Linked DNA regions of Mus musculus: region 2 is linked to region 1. Evidence: chromatin loops called from intact Hi-C (ENCODE). Cell type or tissue: heart. All regions are shown on one strand. Links, peaks and the distances in the headings refer to the core of each region. The heading gives the core; the rest is flanking DNA.

Evidence for each region. A loop is a pair of places that touch in the nucleus more often than their neighbours do. Peaks named below come from ENCODE experiments on the same cell type or tissue, not always from the same donor. Only the 100,000 strongest peaks of a DNase experiment are listed, where the experiment ranks them.
Region 2: it touches region 1 in a loop (3-fold over the local background); 4 of 42 quality-filtered maps call a loop at or near these places.

Annotation. Positions count from the first base shown.
Region 1 is chr15:34,299,601-34,312,067 of GRCm38, reverse strand. Matn2 (matrilin 2) reads right to left here and starts at 5,387. Exons shown (of 19, transcript NM_001358780.1): 1 at 5,160-5,387. In heart, for the core only: a CTCF peak has its summit at 4,957; DNase peaks (open chromatin) are centred at 5,057 and 5,357; H3K4me3 peaks cover 1,258 bases; H3K27ac peaks cover 692 bases; H3K27me3 peaks cover 358 bases.
Region 2 is chr15:34,232,053-34,244,519 of GRCm38, reverse strand. It overlaps Laptm4b (lysosomal-associated protein transmembrane 4B), which reads right to left and starts at 6,494. Exons shown (of 7, transcript NM_033521.3): 1 at 6,098-6,494. The coding sequence starts at 6,196. In heart, for the core only: a CTCF peak has its summit at 6,469; DNase peaks (open chromatin) are centred at 4,829, 5,639, 6,439 and 6,959; H3K4me3 peaks cover 2,930 bases; H3K27ac peaks cover 2,198 bases.

The DNA of each region.
Region 1 (12,467 bases), core at 2,692-7,691:
CTCTTTCCCGGATGCTTGCAGAGGTTGTGCTTTCCAACACTGAGCATGAGAGTGACCCAATAGATGGTCCGCTGATGAGTGGGAAACACACACTGAACTCCTACTGAGCAACTAGGGGTTCTCTGCTAGCCGAACCCCAGCACGACACCAAATGAAAGCAGCAGACACAAAAGGACTATGCTCTGAATTCTCTGACTAGAGGAAATTCAATAAAGGCAGAACTACATAACAAGAGTAGGAAACAAACCAATGGGCTTGTGGGTAAGAAAGGGGAACCAGCCATAGAGCAGCCAAAGGGAAAGAGCTAGGAGGCTATGGGAACATTTACGTTATGGTTATGATGGAGTGACATATTTGTTGAAATTTACCAATCATACCCTTTAAAATTAATGAATTCCACTGTATGGTAAACTTCAAAAAAGCTATTTATAAAATAAAGAAATGGCATTGAAGAAGAGCAGGAGGAAGGGTTGAAATATTGTGGAATGGTGTCTTCTGGGCATGGCCTGGCTATAGTATGGGCGAACTCTCAGCAGTTCTGGTTACCTATACAAGACCTGCACAGGGTTGGGTGGGCCTGTTAATATCCGCCCCACCCCCTCCGACCCCGTGCAGGGGAGACAAGCTTCCAGACCCTGCCCCTCCCCAAGGATCTCTAAGTAGCTAATGGTTGTTGGGAGAGAGAGAGACATTTTATTCAGTGGTGTAGCCATTGTAACTTACCCCATATTTCTGTAACCAATCTTAAAACACACACACACAAACCCAGAGAGAGAGAGAAGGGGGGGAGAGGGAGAGAGAGACAGAGAGAGAAAAGAGGGTTGGGGTTGGGTCATGCACCACACAGTGGGATCAGGAAGGGAACAAGAAAGGATAATGGGGGCAAATATGGTCTAAATGCATTGGGTATGTGTCTGAAGAGTTGTAATGAAACCCATTACTATATTCACTAATTTATGGTAATAAAAATAGAAAAGATACTATATAAATACATAATAATGGCAATATTATGTAATATAATTATAATCAGACAATATGGATTTTTCACATAATAATAAGTTGATGCATGTCCTCAAGTCAATGGTACTTTCTTGGTTTGGCATTTATAGCTCTTGGCATCTCAAAAATATGTAACATCCCTAAGAGGAAAATTAAAAGACTTTTAAGGACAGTCCTTTCAACTCTGAGCAAATGAGAGCTTTTGTGTGAGAAACTGCCTCCAGTGAAGCAGCAGGGGGCACAGAAAGAATGTTTTGAAATAATGCAAGGCTTTGACTTTTGTTTTAGCCAATTGTCTCCTTTCCATGAGACAATGGGTTCTTTTAGGAAGCTTTACCAAGAGGTTGGGACAGAGAAAGGAGGCTGCTCTAACAGCTGGGGACCTTCTAAGCATCACTATCTGAGTCACCAGAAAAGTAGGGTCCCTCCAGAGTCAAGAACAAATGAGCTGTGGGTCTTGAGAGATCTGGCTGTCTATATTCAAGGGACCTCACTTGTGTGTCACAACTCTCTGGTATGTAATGAACCATCAGTAAGAGGCATGACAACAAAGTGGTATCTCTACCTAAGCATGACCCACAGAACCCTGCTCTCCTAAAAAAGTCTATAGCCAATGCTAAGCCCCATTCACATAAGAAAAGGAAGTGGCAGGCTGGGGGGATGGTTCAGTGGGTAAACTGACCCATGTGGTAGCAGGGAACGAACTTCCACAGGTTGTCTTCTGACCTCTATGTGTGTGCTAACACAGATACATACACAAAATACATACAATAAAAATGTAGATAATTAAGAAAAAAAGTAGGGGCTGGTGAGATGGCTCAGCAGATAAGAGCACCCGACTGCCCTTCCAAAGGTCCTGAGTTCAAATCCCAGCAACCACATGGTGGCTCACAACCATCCGTAATGAGATCTGACTCCCTCTTCTGGTGTGTCTGAAGACAGCTACAGTGTAGTTACATATAATAAATAAATAAATCTTAAAAAAAAAAAAAAGAAAAAAGTAGAAAGAACATTAATGTTAGCTTAGTGCCTATGACAGGTTAGGCAGGGAACCAAGTATTTTTGCTTGATCCCCACCAAAGCAGATAAGATCTTACTTTTGAGAACAGAACGCTAAAGTTTATAGCTAGAGACCCTCCAAGGCTTCAGAGCTAGTTGACTGGTAAAACAATGAAGAAACCCCCCCCCCGGCCCCCCGAAACCTCTCAGGCAATCAGAGAGATGACATCAGTTCGGCAACTGTGTCCTTCACTCTAAGTATTCACATATAATCAGGCCATGCTGAGACTAAATCTCAGAGCTGGGCCTTTCCTATCTTCCTTCCACCTATTATCAGAACTGCCATCTCCTGCATGGCCAGCAAACCGGAAGCCAATGCATGCTAGAACATAAAGACTACCCATAGGCAGCTCGACACTTCACACCCTGGTTATTACTGGGTTAACCTGACATGTTGTCTGTGACTTCCAACTAGAGGTGAAGATGGGCTGCTGACTCAGCTAGTCCAGCAAGGAGCTCATCTTCTCTTCCTCAAGTCCTTTCATGGTCAGAGTGACTCCTTGGCTTAGTAGCTGTCTACACCTAGACCAGTTTCCATCTGCCCTCTGCATCCTGACCACATTCAGGAATGCACACACTTCACTTTTTCCTCTCGGCTTCCTTCCTGTCTCCTAACCTCTTCCATGGCTGCAGCCAATTTTGCAGTCTAGGCCTTACACACCCAGACTCTCTGAGGCACTGCTAAAATGAGCTGGAGTTCTGAGAGCTCTTGGAAGAGCATCCTGGCACTGTTTCCTAGCAACACGATGTACACCACTCTCTGGGGTATCAGCCATCCCTAGAGCTGTGTATGTCATCCCCCGTGTTTGTTCCCTTAGACAGGGAAGGAAATCCCGCTTAGCTTCCCCCAGAGAACTGGGACTCCCGGGAAAGGAGATTGTGCATGGGATAGAACCAGCAAGCAAATGCCAGAGCAACTTCTGGAAAGGCCCTTGCTGGCGGGGCTGGTGTTACCTCTCCATTGAGCTCTATCTATCCCAGCATCTCCTTGGTCACTGCTCACTCACTCAGCTTCCCCTGAGACCAAGCTTTCTCCCCCTCTTTCCTTCACACTCCCATATCTCGGTGCCTTCTCTCAGTTACCAATAAGAACTGCTTCTAGGCAAACTGGAAATTGTTTTTCAGACTCTCCAGTGGCTCATTTTTCTTCCTTGTCTTTCAAGGAGCAACATCTCTTTGCCTTTCTTAAAATCTTGAGCCTCATTCCAATTGTCTTTTTTTTTTCCCCTTTTGGTTTTTGGAGAAAGGGTTTCATGTAGTCCAGGTTTGTTTTAGAGTTACTATGTAATCAAGGATGATTTTGAACTTCGGACCCTCCTGCCTCTCTGCATTTCAAGTGTTGGGTTATAGACATGCACCACCATGCTCAGCTTTCACCTAGCCTTTTGCTGTCAGACATGCGTGGTCTTAGCTAATAGGAGTTTGACCTGCCTGTTATCCAAGGCTGTCTCAGGTTTCAATTATGCTATGATATCCTCAGCGATGAACTTCAGGCCCCATGCCTCTTGACCACCTGGGTCTGGACTCTGGAAGCCAGAACCTCCAAAACCTGGGTTTATAGAAGAGATCTGGCTGGTTATGTGGGGGTCTGAAGCTGAAGTCTGTCAACTGAAATGAAAGCAGGAACAGAAGGGAGATAGAAGATGAAAACCTGCAGCCTTTCCTTCTTCAATGGAGTTTCTAAGAGAACAAACATTAGAGGAAACCTTCTAAACAGAATAAACAGGAAGCTTAGAGGAAACCTTCCTGGCTACAAACTCACCTTGGTATCTTGGCTGGCTTTGTGAAATTATCACTTTGAAAGAAGGCAGGGCCGGGCGTAGTGGTGCATGCCTTTAATCCCAGCACTCAGGAGGCAGAGGCAGGCGGATTTCTGAGTTCGAGGCCAGCCTGGTCTACAAAGTGAGTTCCAGGACAGCCAGGGCTATACAGAGAAACCCTGTCTTGAAAAAAAAGAAAGAAAGAAAGAAAGAAAGAAAGAAAGAAAGAAAGAAAGAAAGAAAGAAAGAAGGAAGGAAGGAAGGAAGGAAGGAAGGAAGGAAGGAAGAAAGAAAGAAAGAAAGAAAGAAAGAAAGAAAGAAAGAAAGAAAGAAAGAAAGCAAGCAAGCAAGCAGGCAGGGAATGTTCTCGAATGGACATTTGCACAAAAATTCCACTAACACATATACATTATCTGCCATCTTAGAGCATCCCTCAAAAGGTTTTGTCCTAGAATTAGGGAGGGGATGAATTCAGTGTTCACACAGATTCCTTCCTTTTCTAGAAAGGTGGGTAGCAGAGTTCACTAGCAGTAAGAGACTTTTAGAACTATTCTCTGTACTTCAATGAAATCTCATTTAATCCTGTAGGCATTATAATCCCCTCTAGATGCATGAGAAAATTGAGGCATTGTGTTGCTGGTTGTCTCCAAGTACTCCAGCCTGTAAACTTGGCAGCTGGGGTTTGAACGAGGCCTGCTGATTCCCAAACCTCTGTCCTTTACCCTTACAGCTTCGTTGTCCATTCCTCAAAGGCTAATGGGAATTGCATCCTGTAGATGCACTGTGGGAGCGCCACAGTGATTACTGTACAGTATCTCCAGAACACCAACTCCGGGAGACCTTACAAGGGTTTGTCCCCATATTTTTCTGTCCTCTCCCCAAACTGTCGTCCAGTTTTCCAGCAACACAAAATGCCCTCTTCTTATCCCTCTTCCGAAATACAAGGAAGCCAGAGCTGGACACAGAAAGCAAAGGAAATCTAGATGACACTGGTCTTGAGGTACCAGCCTACAGGAGGAACCAAGTTATTTTCTACCTGGTAGATAGGATTGTCACTGCAAACCCACTCAACAAGTCCCTATTCCCTGGTCAGTGTGGAGGGGTTCTGAGTGTCCCTGCAGCGAAGCACAGCGCCCCCGCGGGGCCCTCGGGTACTACTGCCGCCCCATGTGTCCCGCGCCTGGCCCGGCGTGGCGGGACTTCTCCCGGCCGAGGGGACCTGCAGCGCCGCCTTTCTCTCCCACTCTCCACAGGGAGACAGCGGGTCCCCCAGGAGAGGGACAGATTTTGCGTCTGTCGGTCAGTGGGTCATCTGCTCCCGGGTCAGCGCGCCGCGCTCACCTGCAGCCACCGCCGCCGACACCCGGGAAGAGAGACAGGGGAGCAGCTGTGAGTGTCAGTCTCCGTGGTCCGCCGCCTCGCCCCGCAGAGGACCGCAGAGCTCCTTGGGCACCGATCCCCGGACGCGAACAAGAATCCCGCGCCAGCGCCGTGTCCTGAGAAGCCGCCTTCAAGTCCCATCCCAGTGCGCTCTCCGCGCTTGCTGGCTGCCTGGGAGGCTCCCTGAAAGGGCGGCGCGAGGAGGCGGTGCCGTACAAGGGTTGGAAGCGGGCGGGCGGAAGGAGGGGTGTCCTCTTTGGGGACGGGGAAGGCGGGGAGAGGCAGCAGTCAGAGCTGCCCCACGCTACAGGCAGCCCCCAGCTCGGGGCCAAAGACGCTCTCCTTGCCTGCTGCCACCCTCAGACTCCTGGTGCATCCCTAGTCCCTGTGGAATGAATGGATCTCCAGAGGTTGGAGTAACTGGAGACTTTAGGGAGCGTGTGGGTCTGGGGCGGGAGTGAAGTGGGGTGAGGGTTTCCTGGTAACAGGAGACACAGCTGGAGTCATATAACATGAATTGAGAATCATTTTCTTCGGGAGGCATCCATGGAGCACGATGATGAAGAAAGAAGTGGTGAGACTTAAGATGACTGATGACACAGCCAGAAGTTGTCTTGGCAGTCTAGGACAGCCCCACCAGCGCCAATTCATATTACTAGTATCCACTGGCCCTGGACCAGCCACTGGGATGGGAAAGGCCATTAAGATGCTAGTTCAGATCAGACTCAAAAACTTAAATCTTTCCATGGGTACTTTGTTCCCCATTCTATGAAGGAACAAAGTATCCACACTTTGGTCTTCCTTCTTGAGTTTCATGTGTTTTGCAAATTGTATCTTGTATATTCTAAGTTTTGGGGCTAATATCCGCTTATCAGTGAGTGCATACCATGTGTGTTCTTTTGTGATTGGGTTACCTCACTCAGGATGACACCCTCCAGATGCGTCCATTTGCCTAAGAATTTCATGAATTCATTGTTTTTAATTGCTGAGTAGTACTCCATTGTGTTACAGAGACAGGAGTTACAGAGACAAAGTTCGGAGCTAAGACAGAAGGAAAGACCATCCAGAAACTGACCCACCCGGGGATCCATCCTATATACAACCACCAAACCCAGACACTATTGCATATGCCAGACAGATTTTGCTGACAGGACCCTGACATAGCTCTCTTGTGTGAGTCTATGCCAATGCCTGGCACATACAGAAGTGGATGCCCACCGTCATCTATTGGATAGATCACAGGGCTCCTAATGAAGGAGCTAGAGAAAGTACCCAAGGAGCTAAAGGGGTCTATAATCCTATAGGAGGAACAACAATATGAACTAACCAGTACTCCCCAGAGCTGTGTCTCTAGTTGCATATGTAGCAGAGGATGGCCTAGTCGGCCATCAATGGGAGGAGAGGCCCTTAGTATTGCGAAGATCATATGCCCCAGTACAGGGGAATGCCAGGACCAGGAAGCAGGAGTGGGTGGGTTGGGGAGCAGGGCAGGAGGAGGGTATAGGGGGCTTTGGGGATAGCATTTGAAATGTAAATGAAGAAAATATCTAATAAAAAATTATAGAAGGCAAGATTTCTTTTTTTAAGCATTTATTTATTACTATATATAAGTACACTGTAGCTGTCTTCAGACACAGCAGAGGAGCGTCAGATGTCATTACGGATGGTTGTGAACCACCATGTGGGTGCTGGGATTTGAACCCAGGATCTCCAGAAGAGCAGTCGGTGCTCTTAACTGCTGAGTCATCTTTCCAGCCCAGAAGGGAGGATTTCTATAACTTCCTTAAGAGAGGAAACATTACCTGAGATAGTGGCCATCCTAGGAGAGACAGAGAGAAAACAGGACTGATCAGTAGCAGGGAACCGAGCTAACTCCCAGACTCTGGGATTACCAATCTGGGATGGCAGGATGCTACAGCAGACCAGACATCTATCTCCTAATAAAAACCCTAATTCTGGGGCTGGAGAGATAGCTCAGGGCTTAAGAGCACTGGCTGCTCTTCAGAGGTCCTGATTTCAGTCCCCACCAACCACTTGGTAGCTCACAACCATTTACAATAGGATCTGATGCTCTCTTCTGGCATGCATATGTACATGCAGATAGAGCGCTCATAAATAAAATAAATCTTTTAAATAAAAAAACAACAAGCCGGGCAGTGGTGACGCACCCCTTTAATCCCAGCACTTGGGAGGCAGAGGCAGGCAAATTTCTTGAGTTTGAGGCCAGCCTGGTCTACAGAGTGAGTTCCAGGACAGCCAGGGCTATACAGAAAAACCCTGTCTCGAAACAAAACAAAACAAAACAAAACAAAACAAAACAAAACAAAACAAAGCAGCAACAACCCTAATTCTATCACCCAATTGCTAAGCCAATACACCCCCATCCAGATTTTAACAAACCATCAGAGAAAATCAGAACTAACTAGTTTCAAATCTTAGAATACAAACAAATGTCATCTACAAGACCTATTCTGCAAGACCTATTTCTATAAAGAGCTCCAGGTCTCAGCCATGGGGCTGGAGAGATTGCTCAGCAGTTAAAATCATTAACTGTTCTTTCTGAGTTCAATTCCCAGCACCCACATGGTGGTTCACAACTACCTGTAATGGAATCTGATGTCCTCTTTTGGTGTGTCTGAAGACAGCTACAGTGTATATACATAAAATAAATGAATAAATAAAATCTCAGTCAAGGCCACTGTGATGGTGCACACCTTTAGTCTCAGCACTCAGGAATAAAGATGGGTCTCTGAGTTTGAGGGCAGTCTGGCCTACATGGTGAGTTCTGAGCCAGCTAGGGTGACATAGAGAGGCAGTCAAAAACAACAAACAAACCAACAACACAATAAAACCCCATAAAACAAAGGGTTAACACATTCTGGCCTTACTGCCCAGAAATAACCAGGGCCTCATGGCCCTGTGTTCCTTACCTGAACCTTGGGCCACAGGCTGCTGCTGACAGCCTGCACTGGTCAGAAATTTCTTCTTCAGTCTTTAGAAGAAAGAAGATGAAGGTCAGAAAACAGAACAAAGTCTCCAGGAAATGTTTGGTCTTGGATCCCACAGCAGAAAATTCTTCCTTACAGACAGTGAAAACACCCAAGAAGTTGGAAAAGCTAAGTTATAAATTATGGAAACATATTTCAAATGTGTGTCTATCCCAAGATACCCATAGGATCCAATAATTTACCAGGGAAACAAATAGCTATTTGGAAATCCTTCCAATTTTAAGAAGACTCTGACTTACTAATGATCCCATTATTTGGTCTGTGCCAGCTAAAGTGGGTGTTTCCCCCCAGGGAGTTCTATGGGGATTCTTCAGAATAGGAAGTCTGTGGGTGGAGCAAGGCTGGGGGCCAGGCAAATGGGTTAAATGAGTTGCTCTACTTTATGGGATATTCTTCAGGTGTGCAAAACAACAACAGCAACAACCAAACCAAACCAGACAAACAAACACCTCAGCAAATCAAACAAAGCTCGGTGTCCTGATATGCACAGTTGGAACAATGATTTACCTCGCTGGTACCTTGTGTGTAGGGCAAGGGGATAAATGCAAGTTACTGAGAAGGGCTGTCGGAGGGAAGGGCCAACCAACTCTGCCTTCTGTGTTTGAGGCTCTACTATGGACTCAAGGAAACCTTATTCAGAAGGAACACTGTGCTAAGGTGTCTAGTTCATATGGGGACCCACATATGCACACAAGAATGAAGGCAACAGTATGCTAGACCTCATGAGATAACTGATCACACATTTGTACCTATGCTGCATATCATCTGTCCATTCCATCTCTGCTGAGGGTCTGTGCTGGGGTCCATCTTACCTACTTGATACAGGTAGTCCTGAGCTGTATTTAAAAAGCAAGCTGAGCCGGGTGGTAGTGGCGCATGCCTTTAATCCCAGTACTTGGGAGGCAGAGACCGGTAGATTTCTGGGTTTGAGGTCACCTGGTCTACAAAGTGAGTTCCAGGACAGCCAGGGCTATACAGAGAAACACTGTCTCGAAAAAAAAAAAAAAGCAAGCTGGACTGGCATAGCAACATACACCTTTTAGTCCCAGCACTTGGAAGGCACAGACAGGTGGATGTCTAAAGTTGACGTCAGCCTGGTCTATGGAGCGAGATCCAGGACAGCCAAAGATACACAGAGAAACCCTATCTTGAAAAAACAAACAAACAAACAAACAAACAAAAGCAAGCCCTGGAGAGATGTAGTGACCAGGGTTTCTGCTTCAGTTCTTGCCTCCCAGTGCCTGTCTTGGCTTCCCTCAGTGGACTGAGACCCCAGTTATCTAGGCCAAATAAACCCTTTCCTCCTGAAGTTGCTTTTGATTGTTTATCGCAGCAATAGAAAGCAAGCTAACAAAAGGTTTATTTGGGACTGGGGGTGGGGGTGGGGGCAGTAATTTCACATAGGCCTTAAACTTATTAAGGACTCAATATGGATGTTTTTCAAGATTTATTTTTTAATGTGTGTGTTTTGTTTTGTCTGCATGCCTGTCTGTGCACTGCATGCATGCCTAGTGCCCTTGGAAGTCAGAAGAGGAATCATCAGATCCCCTGAAGACTGGAGTTATGGATAGTTTTAGGACACCATGTGGATGCTGGGAATCAAACCCAGGTCCTCTGCCAGAGCAGACAGTGTTCTTAATTGCTGAGCTATCACTACACACACACACACACACACACACACACAGAGGGGAGAGGGGAGTGGGGGATGGGAGGGGGAGAGGGGAGGGGAGAGGGAGAGAGAGAGAAAGAGAGAGAACACTTATTTTAGACAGGTTCTCACTGTGGTTGGCTAGGAACTCACCATGCTAGCCTCAAACTCATAGGTCTCTTCCTACCTTTTATGCTGAGACTAATGTCTCAAACACCAAGTTTGAGAGATTTTTAAATAGACACATCGACCCACCTTAGAGAAACAAGGTTATAGTAAAAAACATTTTATAAATTCTGGTGCAGAATTTCTTCCTGCCTTGGGCCATTTATGTTCTCGGATGAAACACACAGCAGGATTTTTTCTCTTCCTGCTCCTTTCTTGTGGTCTCTAGCCTGGGAAACTTAATAAGTGTTTTTAAGTATACATGGAAGAATAAATAAGAAAGAGAAAAAAGCCATCATGGGAGGGTAAAAGGGAGCCGCCATGAGATAGAGAATCGAGGAGAGCTGCCAGAGCTGCCATGGGCCCAAAGGGCTAAAAGCAGCCTACATAAACATAGTAATTAATAACTTGGACTATGGATAGGAGGTGGATTCTAACAGCATGGAGGGTAGGCAGCTGCCCACAATTGTGCTGCTTAAGGTATATTAAAAATATAAGGCTGTGTGCCTCTTTCATCTGGAAAACACAAATGGCGGGAAGAAACCCCAAGCTGGAATTTACAAAGTATTTTTTACTCCATGAGGTAATAGGGATCAGTTAGGGAAAACTAATATAGCAAGTCAAAAATTTGTTGGAGAAACACAGCACATTACAAAGAGAGTTCAGATTTTGTTTTGGTGTGTGTGGAGGGAGATGCTTAGCATTAAGTAGTGCATGTAGCAGCCAGGGTGACCTTGGTGTCATTCCTCAGGTGCTCATACCTTGGTTTTTGAGACAGGGTCTTGATGTGGCCTGGAACTCACTGGTTAGGCTAGACTGGCAAGCCTGTGAGCTCCAGGAACCCATTGTCTCTGCTTCCCCACTGCTGGGAATGCAGGTGACACTGCAGGCACGTGTCACCAGGCCTGACTTTTTTTGTTGTGGATGATGTAGATGTTGAGGGTCTGATTCAATTCTTCGTGCATGTAAGACAGACACTTTACAAGTGAACTATCTCGGAAGCCCATGGATTCCGAGGTGTGTTTTGTATTATTTTTTTAAGGACTAGACTTTAATTTTTAATTATGCTTATATGTGTGTGTGTGAGTGTGAGTTCGTGTATGAGTGCAGTGTCAGGAGGCCAGAAGTAGGTGCTGGATTCCTGAAACTGAAGCTATGGGCAGTTGCAAGCTCCCCGGCATGGATGCTGGAAACCAAACTCTGGTCTTCTTTAAGAGCAGTAGGATAAGAGATCTTAGGCTAGGAGGCATTGTTCCAGCTCCCATGGATTCAGATGTTGTTATGTAGTCCAGAACTACCTGTAAGGTCCTGCAGATGAAGTCGGGCCTTTTACTTCTTTATAAAACCTGCACTACACCTTGGAAGTGGACACTTGGAAGAGGATGCAGAGTAGTCTTTAAACATAGGACCTGGATTGTGGAAGCATCTTTTGGAAGCAGAGTGTTGGCTTTTCATCCAAACTATGATGAACTGGCCCATGACAAGAAGCCAACAGTCTCATTGCTGTGACACTCAATTACCCATCATTCCTCAAAGACATGACTCAGTCTCTATCTGCTCTGGCTGTCTGGTGCTAAACCAAGTTGGGAGACCCTTGGGCAGTGATAGTATCCATCTGTCCTATAAGATCCCCAGCACTGGCGGAGTTCAGTAAGGATAGACTCAAGAATAACAAAATACCAGATGTGATGACTTTTCCAAATCCTACTTTGCCATGAAAGCAACTGTAACATGGTTAGTACTGGAGTCCAACAGAAGAAACACTACAAAGAGTTAATGGAAAGAGTAACATGATAGTCCACTGAGAGTCACACTGCATGAGATGGAGAAAAACATTTGTAGTGCAATAAAGTGAACAATTTCATAGATAGTGAAGTCTCCAGGAAGCAATGGAAGATGATGTTACAGCCACATTTCTGAAGAGTTTGAATGAGTTTTTATTTTTTAAAAAAGATTTATTTCATGTATATGAATGTTTTGCCTACATATGTGTTTATATATATGTACACACACATACATGTGCTTATATGTTTATAGATACATATATGCATGTATACTATATATACATACATACGCGTATATATGCACCACATGCATGCCTGGTAACTTCAGGGACCAGAGTAGGATTTTGCATTTCCTGGCGTTGCAGAGGGTCCCGAGCCACCATTTGGAAGCTGGCAGTGGAACTCAAGTTTCATAAAACTGCGAGGGCAGCCAATGCTGAATTATCTCTCTTGTCACAGTTGAAAGAGTTTTTGTGTTTGTTTGTTTTTCTTAGAGCAAAGCTTCTACAAGATCTGAGCCTTTCTGATCAGGCTTAATGGGGAGGTACCAAGCAATATTGCTCCACAGGACAGTGTTGTCAATACTTGTCAGGACAATGTTTAAAATGTAGCATCAATATACTGAAGGACAAATCCCACACAATTTTCTCCACAGAAGCAGAAA
Region 2 (12,467 bases), core at 4,189-9,188, 69 kb after region 1:
AGCAACAGAGAAAAAACTAACATAAATCCTCCACCTGCATTACACCATCAGCAAATGAGATCTGCCTGAAAAGAACCTGCTACGTCTCATAGCTATAAGTTAACACAGCCTGACCTGATTTGTAGCCCTCTGAAACACCCTGCCATTTTAATCTTCTCTAAAAGCTGGCTAGCCAGACATGGTAGCCCATACCTGTACTCTCAGCACTTGGGAGACGGAGGAAGGAGCATCTGACACAAATTCAAAGCCAGCCTAAACCATATAATGAGTTCCAGACCAGTCAGGGCTATACACATACAGCGTGAGATTCTATCTTAAAACAACAACAATAAAAAAAAAATCCTATATAATATCACTCCTGTTTGTGACTTTATAATGGTTCCCCCACTGCCTAGAGAATAAAAATCCTGGCTCCTCAGCATAATATTTCAATCTTTTACAGGCTGAACAGTGCTGCAGACCCTCTGGGCCCCTTTGTCTGTCTGGAATGGGTCTCTGGGGCAGGTGGGCTTAGCTATGTCAGAATTCAATCTTAAAAGGCACTTATAATAAGATAATACTAAAAGAGAGCACGTAGATCCATACACCAGACTAACTCGGGAATAGGGTATGAGTATATGGGTTAAAGAGAACGCCAGACTCCAGGAGGTGAGTTTCCGTGAAACTCTCTGCCTCGTGAATGGCTTCCAGGCCTCTCGGCCTGTCAAGCTGACTCGACCGACCGGAGTGTGTGGCAGAACAGTAGACAGTAAGGACTATCAGTACCAAGAGTCAACCCCATACATGGCTCTGGATTTACTGGCAGTCATATAATCTGGCAGCTAGCAAGAAACTGTTAATCTTAAATGACTACACTGCCACCTATCAAGCAGGGTTGCTTTTGCGGACCAGGATAGCTGGATGTAGCCATGCCTGTTTGATCCCAGTACTCAGGAGGCAGAGGCAGACAAATCTCCTAGTTCAAGGCCAGCCTGATGTATAGTGCAAGACAGGACAGCCAAGGTTACCCAGAGAAACCCTGTCTCAAAACAAAAAACAAAAACAAACAAACAAAAAACAAATTAACAACAACAATAATACTAATAAATACAATGAAAGAAAAATAAAGTTAAAAGGGGGACAGGAAAGCCTGCTAAAAGGGATGCCAATTTCATAGGCAAAAGCCAAATGCATCAGGCTTGACCCAGCTGGCAAGGCTAGTAAGTCCAACTATCCTGACCTTTCACAGCCTGTAAGCTGATCACTGCCACCTACCCAGTGAATATATTCTAGATGAAAAAAAAAAAAAAAGGACAGCGTGCAACTGTCATAGCCATTTGTATTTAAAAGTGTATTCAGGGGGGCTGGAGAGATGGCTCAGTGGCTAAGAGCACTGGCTGCTCTTCCAGAGGTCCTGAGTTCAAGTCCCAGCAACCACATAGTGACTCACAACCATCTTTAATGGGATCCAATGCCCTCTTCTGGTGTGTCTGAAGACAGCTACAGTGTACTCAATTACATAAAATAAATCTTTTAAAAACAAACAAACAAACAAACAAGTACATCCAGGGCGGAAGCGACGACTTCCTGCTCTTCCAGTGGATGGATCTGAGCAGGTCCTCAGCACCCACACTGGGAGCTCACAACAGCCTATATTTCTAGCTTCAGGGACTCTCTTCTGGCTTCCAGGGATTTCTGCACACATGGCACAGATAAACACACATAAATAAAAAAAGTCTTTTTAAGAAGGATATCTGGAAGAGAAGGGGGTGAAGAGATGCTAAATGTTTAAGACAGATCAGTCATATTTCAGTAGTAAAGTGAGAGCTAATCAGAGCATTCTCAGAAAGAGAAATGATGGGCAAGAGACCCAAACAGAAAAGTCAACAAGATGCAGAGCTGTAATAAAGAGATTAAGGTGTCAGAAGTAGACAGGACTGGAAAGATGGCTCAACACTTAAAAACACTTAGTGCTCTTGGAAAAAACTAGGATTTGGTTCCCCGGACCCACCATAGATCACAGCTATCCAAGTGCCAGAGGACCTGTAACTGTGACCCTCTTTCGACCTCTGAGAACTGTATGCACATACACACACGCTGATGGACATTCATACACATAATTTTTTTTAAAGTAAAATCAGAGGCATTGAGCTGGAAAGTCTAAATGGATGGCCTGATATTCGAGTATGGGAAAACCTGGGCAGTGGGGAGTGTAGCAGAACCCTTCGATGCTTAAGACTTACATACAATGGCTCAACATTTGCCTAGAACCTAGCATATCTTCTTTTAGAACTCATGTTTCGCTTACTTATAACTAATAATACTATGTAAAATGACACATAATTATACTGTATTATTTAATTAATGATGGATTGCATACATTTATTACAGATACATCCCCAAACCCTTGAATACAGGGGACCAATTATTCTACTGTAATGGAGAGAGAGAAAATTCCAGAACACACAGCAGTCAATCAACTACACATTTCTCTCTTTCTCGAGGTTTTAATTTTAATAGGCTATTGTAAACTCACAGCTATCCTCCTGATTCAGTCTCCTGAGTGCCAAGAGCACAGGCATGTGCTCCCATACTCAGCTTAAAGGGTCTTTTTGAAAAAAAAAAAAATGGATGTCAGCTCCTATCTCACAGAAAAGCTAAAACCACAGAGCTTCAAGGGGAAAAAAAATCTTTATACCCTTTGATTTCATAGGATACAGAAAGTATTAACTTTTAAAGAAAAAGCTTCACAAATTGAACTTTTGAGCTCCTAATCACCAAAATGTCTCATTAAGAAAATGAGGCCTGGCATGGTGGTACACACATTTAATCCCAGCACTTTAGAGGCAAAGGTGAGTGAATCTGAGTTATGAGTCCAGCCTAGTCTAAAAAGTGAGTTTCAGGACAGCCAGGGCTGCTACACAAAAAAATCCTGTCTGGAAGGAAGGAAGGAAGGAAGGAAGGAAGGAAGGAAGGAAGGAAGGAAGGAAGGAAAAAAAGGGAAAAAGGGAAGGAGGGAAGGAAGGGAGGGAGGAAGGAGGGAAGGAAGGAGGGAGGAAGGAGGGAAGGAAGGAGGGAGGAAGGAGGGAGGGAGGGAACAGGGAGGGAGGGAGGGAGGGAGGGAGCATACAGGCTGCACATAGTCTTTAATCTCATCAGCACTAGAGGCACACAGCAAATCTCTTGTGAGTTTGAGGCCAGCCTGGTCTACAAAGCAAGTTCCAGGACAGCTGTGACTACATAGAAAGACCTTGTACAAGGTACAGTCTGGGACATTATAGTCACATGTACATATTTAACAAAAAAAATTGGTATCTAAGTACATAAATAGTTTCTACAAATTAATGAGACAGCCCAATAAAAATTATATGACATGCAATTGATTCATAAACAAAGTCAAACTCTTCCACATCACTCTTCATGAGGGACCTGCAAATTAAAGCAGTGTAGCACTACATGCCACTTGGAATGCTAAAATCTAAGACTGACAGCACCAAACACCGTGGCCCATGAGACCATCAGCACTTCATACACTAGTAGTAAATAAAACAAACTGGTAGAACTAACCAGATTGGAAAACTGGCTAGCACTGGGTAAGCCAAACATACCTCACCCAATGAGCAACAGCTCCACCCAATGGAAATACAAACGTATGTCTAGCAACATTGCTTAAGAATGTTCAGAAGAGTTGAATATACATATAATAGCCCCAAACTAAAACAGCTCCATGCACAACAAAGATGTGGTCTATTCACAGACTAAGATATGTTAAGCAGTCAAACATAAGCCAATTACAGATTCCAACACTAGGAAAGTAAAAAATCATGCCTTCTAAATGAAAGGAACAAGAAGAGAACTCAGGTGCACACCATAAGACCCTGTCTGTAGAGTGGCCTACGCCCCTACCCCAACACACTGACTAGGACCAGGAAGAGACAGAGAAAATCCTGTGAGGTTTCAGACCTTCTTAGGGATATGGATTAGTAACGTTGGTGTCATTGTCAATGAACTGTACAAGTAACAAGTGGATCTCACATATGTGAATGGAATTTATTAGAGGGAAAACTCTAGTAGCCAAATCAATGTTTTATTCCTGAAAACCTTTGATAGTCAAGGCAAAACAACAACTTTTTAAAGGCTTAAAGAAATACGGATTATCACATGAGCTGTAACCAAGGACTGTAAATAAACCACAAGCTCTTAGCCTCTAATTTCATCCCTAGAAAATTAAATTTAGCTTACTGAACACAGTACATAGCATGCAGGACCTAGTTAGTTAGTAAAAGGGTAATACTAGTAAGCCCTAGTCAGTAAGCAGGGATACGAAACACAAAATTTTCATTTGGAGCGGTCTGCTTTTGACACACCAATATAGCATGGTTGGATACCTGACAACTACAGGGCTCAAGTATTTCTCTCCCGTAGATCATGTAGTACGCTGTGTTGGGGCTCAGTCTACACTGAAAACTCTTTTTATACATGACCACGTGGCAGGTGAGACAGGGTGAGAAGATGGGGGGGGGGTGCTTGTAGGAAGGAGAGGTAGGTAGGTACCTCATTTTTCCTTAGGCCTTAGGCCCTCACCATGTTGACCTTTTTAAATGGAAATTAAGGTCTTAGATAACAGATTTGTATTTAAAACTATAAGGGAACTCAACTAGTGAACAAGAAATTTTCAATAGGAATAGAAAAGATTTCTATATAGATGTGGTGAGTACCTAAGCTTTTCTGGTCTCCTTGGAAGCGTATGCCTCACAAAGGGCAGGCTCTTACAGGAAAGGAAGCCTACGGAGGGGGAAGTCTGCTTTTGACACACCAATACAGCATGGTTGGATGACTGCCAACAAGACTAAAGTAGATTTATATCTCCCGTAGATCATGTAGTACATTTGCCTAATGCAATGCCCTAGATTTTACCAACTGCATCCACTGAAGCCCTTGCAAGCCTGCAGATCTGAACACTTCCAAGGAGGACACAGACATTTGCAGCCCACCTTCTGCCCTGACTGGCCATCGATAAAAGCACTTCCTGAGGCCACTTTCCACACTCCAACTATGGTTTTAAATTCCTGTAAATTCCTTGGCTTTAAGAAAAGTCAGGGCTGAGCCAATACATTAATGTTCAATTTGCATTCACACTGAACAGCCAGAACCCACATATACCAAAGGTCTGTTGGAAAGCTTTTAAGACTAAAAAATTCTATTATGCGGCCATAATGGACCCAACTAAAGAAAACTTGAGACTATAAATAGAACTGTAACATCACGTGGAAGGGGAATGCATTGTTTAAAATGGCACAAGGCAGTTTACAATTCAATACTGAATATCTTTTTAAACTATCAAAGGGAGCTAAGAATATGTTCTAACTAAAAAGTTTTATATGCCACTTAACTACCACTTTCAACTACATTTCGTTGTTCTGCAGCAAGTAGCTCGGATCTCTCTAAAATGATGTCACAAAATCCAAAATATTGAGGAATCCGACTCAGTCCAAGGCTGCCAACCACCAACCAAGGGCAGCCAGCGCCACAGGGCAAGAATCCATCAAGCTAACTCGCTGCCCCAGAGAATCACATGTTTGTTCTTGACACAAATGTGAGCGCCAACCTGAAGGCCATTTTTAAAGAAAACTAAATTTGCCCGCCGTGCCTATTCAGAGGGATCACCTGTCCTCGGGCAGGAACCTGAGTGGTTGTTAAGATGGCTTCTCCAAGCCAACTGGAACACAGGCACACTTGGGTACCTTCCCTGTGTAAGAGCTTTAAACAGGCGTACGCAGGAAAATCCTCTCGAGAGGAACAAGAATTTCCCAACCGTTTCTGCTCGGACGCGAACTCGCGAGGGCGAACGCTGTGTAGCCGTGGTGCGTCCCGGGGGTGAACATGCCCGGCCCGCACCTCGCAGGGCCCGGTGCCCCACCCCCCCCCGCCCGGCCCCACATGCCCCCGCCACTGCAGCCCGGCTCTCCCCGAGAATTAACTTTCTAATAATACAACTTTAGGCGGATGATCGCGGGCGGCCCCCAGACCGACGCCGACCTAGAAGCGACTTAGTGGCGCGGGGTGAGCGGCGCGCGTGGGGACCCCGGGGGCTCCCTCGACGCCAGGGCGCGCTCACCAGGTACCAGACGCCCAGCAGGATGGTGCCGGTGCGGACATGGCAGCACAAACAGCAGCTGTGGGAGTAGAACCGAGTCCAGGGAGCGACCATCTTCATAGCTCCGGCGCTCGTGGAAGTTTGTGAGAGCGTCGCTCGCTTCGTCTTGGGTCCGCTGCTCCTGCCCCTCTCCTTGGCCGCCCCGACCCTCGGACCGCTCGCCCGACCCTTGGCTCTGCACTGTACCGAGAGCTCCGAGTGGCCGCTGCGACGGGACACTGGGCTCGAAGACCGCGGCGACGCTAGGAGGCAGGGGGGAGGAGAAGCCGTGGGTCACGTGGCCTGCCCGGGCTCGTGATGTCACCACCGGCTCCAGCCAGCTGCGGGCGCTGGGAGCGCTGCGCCAAATAAATGCTTCCTTGCTGGACCCTGAGGGAGTCTCCAGAATTTTCCTCCGGAAATGGGGTGCACCTTTGGTTAGGATTCAGATTCATTCCAGCTGTGTTTGCCTCACATCTAGCTTGCAAATAACCGGTGAATGCTGTGCTAGGATTGTAGTTATCTTGCAAACTGGCGGAAGGAAGGAAAACTGCTTAGAATGATTATTCCAGTCAACTGCGGTACTTTGAACCACTGCGGAACCCGCAGAGAGCAATTTATCTCAGCTTCCCAGCTCAATTACTTTAGTAGCAATCTTTTCCCAGAAAATAGAATGTGTGTCAAGGGCATCCTCACTGTGCTTCCGTGGCATTTTTAATAATGACTGAAGTTCTAGTAAAACAAAAACAAAAAAACAATTACTGCCAAAAGATCTATGCAAGTCACAATACACAGCGTTGAAAGAGCCCAGGCAGAGGACTAGGGTCTGGGGGCGGGGGATGTCCCTCCAGCTGCTGTTTTGGATAGGATCCAAGTTTAGCCTTTGATGACCACAGTGCTAGCTAAGAAGCTCTGATAACTTAAATTAAAAGTTCGTGTGAAGCCGGGCATTGGTGGTGGTGCACGCTTTAAATCTCAGCAGTCAGGAGACAGAGGCAGGCCAGCGTCTATAGAGCAAGTTCCAGGACAGCCAGTCTAGTCTATAGAGCAAGTTCCAGGACAGCCATCCTAGTCTATAGAGCAAGTTCCAGGACAGCCATCCTAGTCTGTAGAGCAAGTTCCAGGACAGCCAAAACTGCACAGAGAAACCCTGTTTCAGGAAAGGAAAGAAGGAAGGAAGAAAGGAAGGAAGGAAAGGAAGGAAGGGAAAAAAAGAGACCATGTGAAAGTTTTATTTCAGGATTAGAACAAGAAATAAAATGGGTTCAATTTGGCCGGTCAGTGGTGGCGCATGCCTTTAATCCCAGCACTTGGGATGCAGAGGCAGGTGGATTTCTGAGTTCAAGGCTAGCCTGATCTACAGAGTAAGTTCCAGGACAACTAGAGCTATACAGAGAAGCCCTGTCTTGAAAAACAACAAAAATTTAAAAAAGTTTTAAAATGGGTTCGATTTAAATTAAAGTACATGTCAAATAAGATGAAAGATGGTTCAAGATTGGTTAGTTTCACAAAGACGTGCATCTACCACACTCTAGTTTAAACTTGGCTTCTATTCCCAGAGATACCACGTGTAGGTCCTTGAGCAAAGATACAAGCAGGATAACTGTTGTGGGAGGAATTGGAAAAGCTCGGTATTTGTTTCTTTTCTTCGTAACATTAAAGATAATTTTCTCTCTGGGATTGTCTATTGTTAGTTATGGGCTGGGGCTTTCCTCTCATGTGGAGTGTTATCTCAGGATGCAGGAGGCTCTGAGCTCCATCCTCAGGGTTGCAAAAAGAGTATATAATTATGCCCACAGCCATTAGTGAACAAAACCACAAACATTAGTATTCAGGAAAGGGATAGTAATACAGACTGAGGAATACTGCATTGAAAGACTCTGAAAATTCAAAATTAACATAGATACTGCCCTCTCTCTTCTTTTCCCACAAAGATTTCAAATTTATTAAGCAAATGACACATTGATTCAGATGAATTTTATATTTCAGAAAATTTACTATTCTAGATATGAAGTCACAGTAGCCAAATTGCTATAGATTTTAAAATATAGAATAGACACTAGCTGAAGAAAATGTGCGCAGGTGAAGCTTGGTAGGTAAACCAAACAGCTACAGGATCTTTGGAGTGCAAAAGATTACTGGAATGCAAAAGAGTGTTGCCGGAAAAACAAGAACTGGGCCAGGCATGGGGGCTCACATCGTTGATCCTAGCACTCAGAAGGGCGGAGGCAGAGGCAAGTAGATCTCCGTGAGTTTGATTCCAACCTGGTCTTCATGGTGAGTTCCAGGTCAGACAGAGCTAAGTTTAGAGGCCTTGTCTCCAACCAAACAACAGCAGAGAGAACTGGGCTTCTCCCTGTAACTTGTGTTTGGGGCTTTTTGAAGCAGAGACTCACTGTGTAGTCCTGACTCCCTCTGCTCTGTAGACCAGAGGGACCTCCAGATCTCCTGCCTCTGCCTCCCAAGGGCTGTGCATGTGCCACTGAGATTTGCACGATGCCACTATTTGCAGTACTGCCATTATTTGAGAAAGTGCTTTATTTTCATCCCTAGAAGCCTCAGGGCACAATTGTCCTTTCCTGTCCAGGATGCAGAGCAGCTTCCTGACCTCAGCCATTTTGCCCCGCAACTTGATAGAGTCTACTCTTCCATGCCTCACTGTCTTTATGTTGTCTTCTGTAAACAATTTAGATATTTTCCTCTAGGATTTTAGAACTGGAAACTTCTTTGTCTCCCAAAACCTTTCCTTTATGTTCCCTTCTCTGTTTTTTCTTTTTTCTTTTTTTCTTTTCGAGACAATCTGACTAAGTAGCCCTGTCTAGGCCTCCTTGGTTGACAGGTTGGTCCTTTGCTATGTATTGTAATGCTAAACACTGGCCCAAAGGCTTGGTTGCCTCCAGCAGGAAGAGAATCTGTGCAGAGACCAAGGAATCCTGTGTGACCTTGCCTCCCAAGTTATCCCTGATTGGAAAATAAAGATGCCTATGGGCTATAGCTGGGCAGAATTGAGATAGGCAGAATTGAGAGAGAGAGACACAGAGAAAAATAGACAGACAGAGAGAGAGAGAGAGAAGATGCTATGGGTTAAGTAAGTCATATAATCATGGCTATGAGGCCTGGCCAGCTGGAGTTAAGAACAACCCAGATGAAGCATGGCAAGTCATATTGTGGGGTTATTGACAGGGAAACAGGTATAACAGCATCGAGGGTACATACCTGCCCTGCTCTAGTGATGATTAAGGCTTGTTATAATAATAAAAGCTGTCTTTTATCCGGAACTGAATGATCAAAGGTGGGGTAGAAAAACCCCTTTTGAGATTAACACCTCCTACCTCAAACTCTCAAGAGAGCTAAGATTTCTAGCATACACTGCTACAGAGGATTCAAATCTTCCTATTATTAATTACTTTCAAAGCACATATCAGAAATCCAAACGACACAATGTTACTTTGTATACCTATTCTGTGAAGCATGAAAATGGAGATTATATAGATTCATAATACTATCCTGATGCCAGCCCCAGTTTGTCACCTCATCTGGTACTAATGAAAGAAAGAAACTAAAACTAGCTAGAAGGTTTATTCAAGGTCCATGACTCATGGGGCTGGCCGGTTAGGGGGGCTTTTTGGGCTTAGAGCAAAGAACAAAGGCTGTAAAGCCATCCCAGGGACCAGAGTAATGGACCACCTGCTGATATGGTTTGGGTTTTAGCCAGATGTCCTGCCGACCAAGATAAACACCCTCCCTTTAGAGTTACTATCACATACTGCTCTCTGATGTTTAAATTGCCCATTTGTGTTACTATCACATACTGCTCTCTGATGTTTAAATTGCCCATTTGTGTGTAACTGCTCCAATTCCTCCCCAGCCCCAGACCCTTTTTCAATAAAAACCCCTAGTTTTCGAGCCTCGAGGCTGACATCCGCTATCTCCTGTGTGAGATACATGCTACTCAGAATGTAGGAATGGGCGAAAACAATCTCCACTAGGTATTGACTAGTTTAGTTATAATAAAACTTCATGGAGATATTGCTTCTATCTGGACTTGTGCGGGGAGAGCAGGAAACTGAAGGAGTTAGACAGAGCCAGACAACTGTCTGAGAAAAAAAAAAAAAAAAAAAAAAAAAAAAAAAAAAAAAAAGAAAAGAAAAAAAGAAAAAGAAAAGAAAAAGGTTTACAGCAGCTCCCACTGACCTAGCTCTACCCTAAGAGTCTTCAGGATCACCACTCCAAGGCTGATGATTAAGAAAGCTCCCATTTTCCCCAGGCGTAGGGGTGGGGGACTAAAGAAATGGCTCTGTGATTAAGAACAGATACTCGCCCTGCAAAGGATTTGAATTCAGTTCCCAAGACCAGTAACAGGCAGTTTACAAACACTTTACAAACAACTCCACAGCGATCCAATGTCTCTGATATTGAGGACATGTACACACACACACACACACACACACACAAATAAACATAAGTTCTTTAAAATGAGGTACTGCTTCCCCAGTGTGTGTTAGAAAAGATATCTGTGACCTGTGCCAGGAATGTGCCTTTAAATGTCTTCTGCATTGTTGAAAATACTGCCTTCCTCCTCTAACGATAGTTTTTAGGTCAAAAGTTTGGAGTCTAGCAGCCCCGTCAGCCTAGACTCAGTCCCTTATCCAAATGTGCCAATTAAAGAGAGATGATAGTGAAAGGCAGAGAGAAGAGCTTCATCGTAGTGACCACACTTGGAGTAGGGACAAATCGAGGAGTCCAGAGATCCCAGGTCTGTCTGGGCTACTGACATGAGCTTTAGATTTAGATAGAAGGAAAACTGGGGCATAGTTAAGCAGTCTTGGTCAAGACGTAGTCTCCTAATCATAGTCTCAATTCTGCTCCTGGAAGTCGTGTAAAGTTGTGTGAAGACATTAAGAGCATTGGCTGTTCCTACAGAACAGGTTCAGTTCCTAGCACCCACATTTGGTGGTTTCCTGCTAACTCCAGTTCCAGATCCAACACCACCTTCTGGCCTCCATGGGCATGTAAATGCACGAGAACACATATAGACAAGCAGGTAAAAACTCATACACAGAAAAATAATAGAAAATTTAAAGAGAATAAATGATGATTGATTCCAAGCCTTCATCCTAGCCTCAGTTTCCTGTGTGTGCACCTGAGGAGTCATGCTGCAGCCTCCACTCCAACTACTCCTCTGACTCCTTCTTCAGTGACTCCTCCATTTTAGACAAAGTATCATAAATTCCAGGCTGACCTCAAACTAACTACTTTGTTATCTTGAATTCCTGATCCTCCTGTCTCTCAGCCCAAGTGCTAAGATTGGAGGTAGTACACAGTGAACCTGGACTTCCTGTGTTCCAGTCATTTTACCAATTGAGCTATAGCCTGGCCCCTGAAAACAACTTCTTTTTTTTTTTTTTTTTTTTTTCTGAGACAGGGTTTCTCTGTATAGCCCTGGCTGTCCTGGAACTCACTTTGTAGACCAGGTTGGCCTCGAACTCAGAAATCCGCCTGCCTCTGCCTCCCGAGTGCTGGGATTAAAGGCGTGCACCACCACGCCTGGCTGAAAACAACTTCTAAGTGTCTGTTTTACTTCTAGATGAAACAAAGGAAATCTTAGAGATCTTCATGCATCCTCCAAATAAACCAGGGATCCATTTCCTGAGCTGATTATCAGAACTTCAGAGTATGACCTATGAGACCAGAGCAGGTTGTTCTGAGTTCCCACACCCTATAGGATAGGCTTCAATTTCTAGTTACGAATAAGTTTCTGTTTCCTAAACCTGATATGCCTTGCAAAATATGTTTTTGAACCTACAGTTGCTTGGGTCTGAGAATTGGGGAATAATACACTATGAAGACCAAGTTTGAGGCCGCAAAAGCATCTTTTTTCAAAAAGCTGATCTATCAGAGAGATGACTGTGTTCAGGATCCAAACCATGCCAGTGGTGGGGGCGCAGGACAGAACAACCTTTTAAGAGAGAAAGCTGAGGATTAGGAGAGGTGAAAGGCATCCAATCAAGTTTATGTATATCTCACACCTGGTATTTCATGTGGCTTTCTTTTTTTTTTGTGGGGGGGGGTGTCCCTTGATGGGTATGCTGGAAGCCCCTCCCCGTCCCTGCTGAGAACTAACCTATGAAGCTGGAATATTGTGGTTTAAGTTAATCCAGGCCACCTGGGGCCAGAAAGCATTTGTGGGCTTTCAGCTGTTTCTTAGAATTTAGCTTAGTACAAAACAAAGACTGTGGAGAGCCGCGAGCAATCGCGTGCGTGCTGTGAGCAATCGCCATTATAAGATGGCGCTGGCTTCCACTGCGCCTAACTAGTAAACAAGCCTTATGCGCAAGTGCAAGAGTGAACT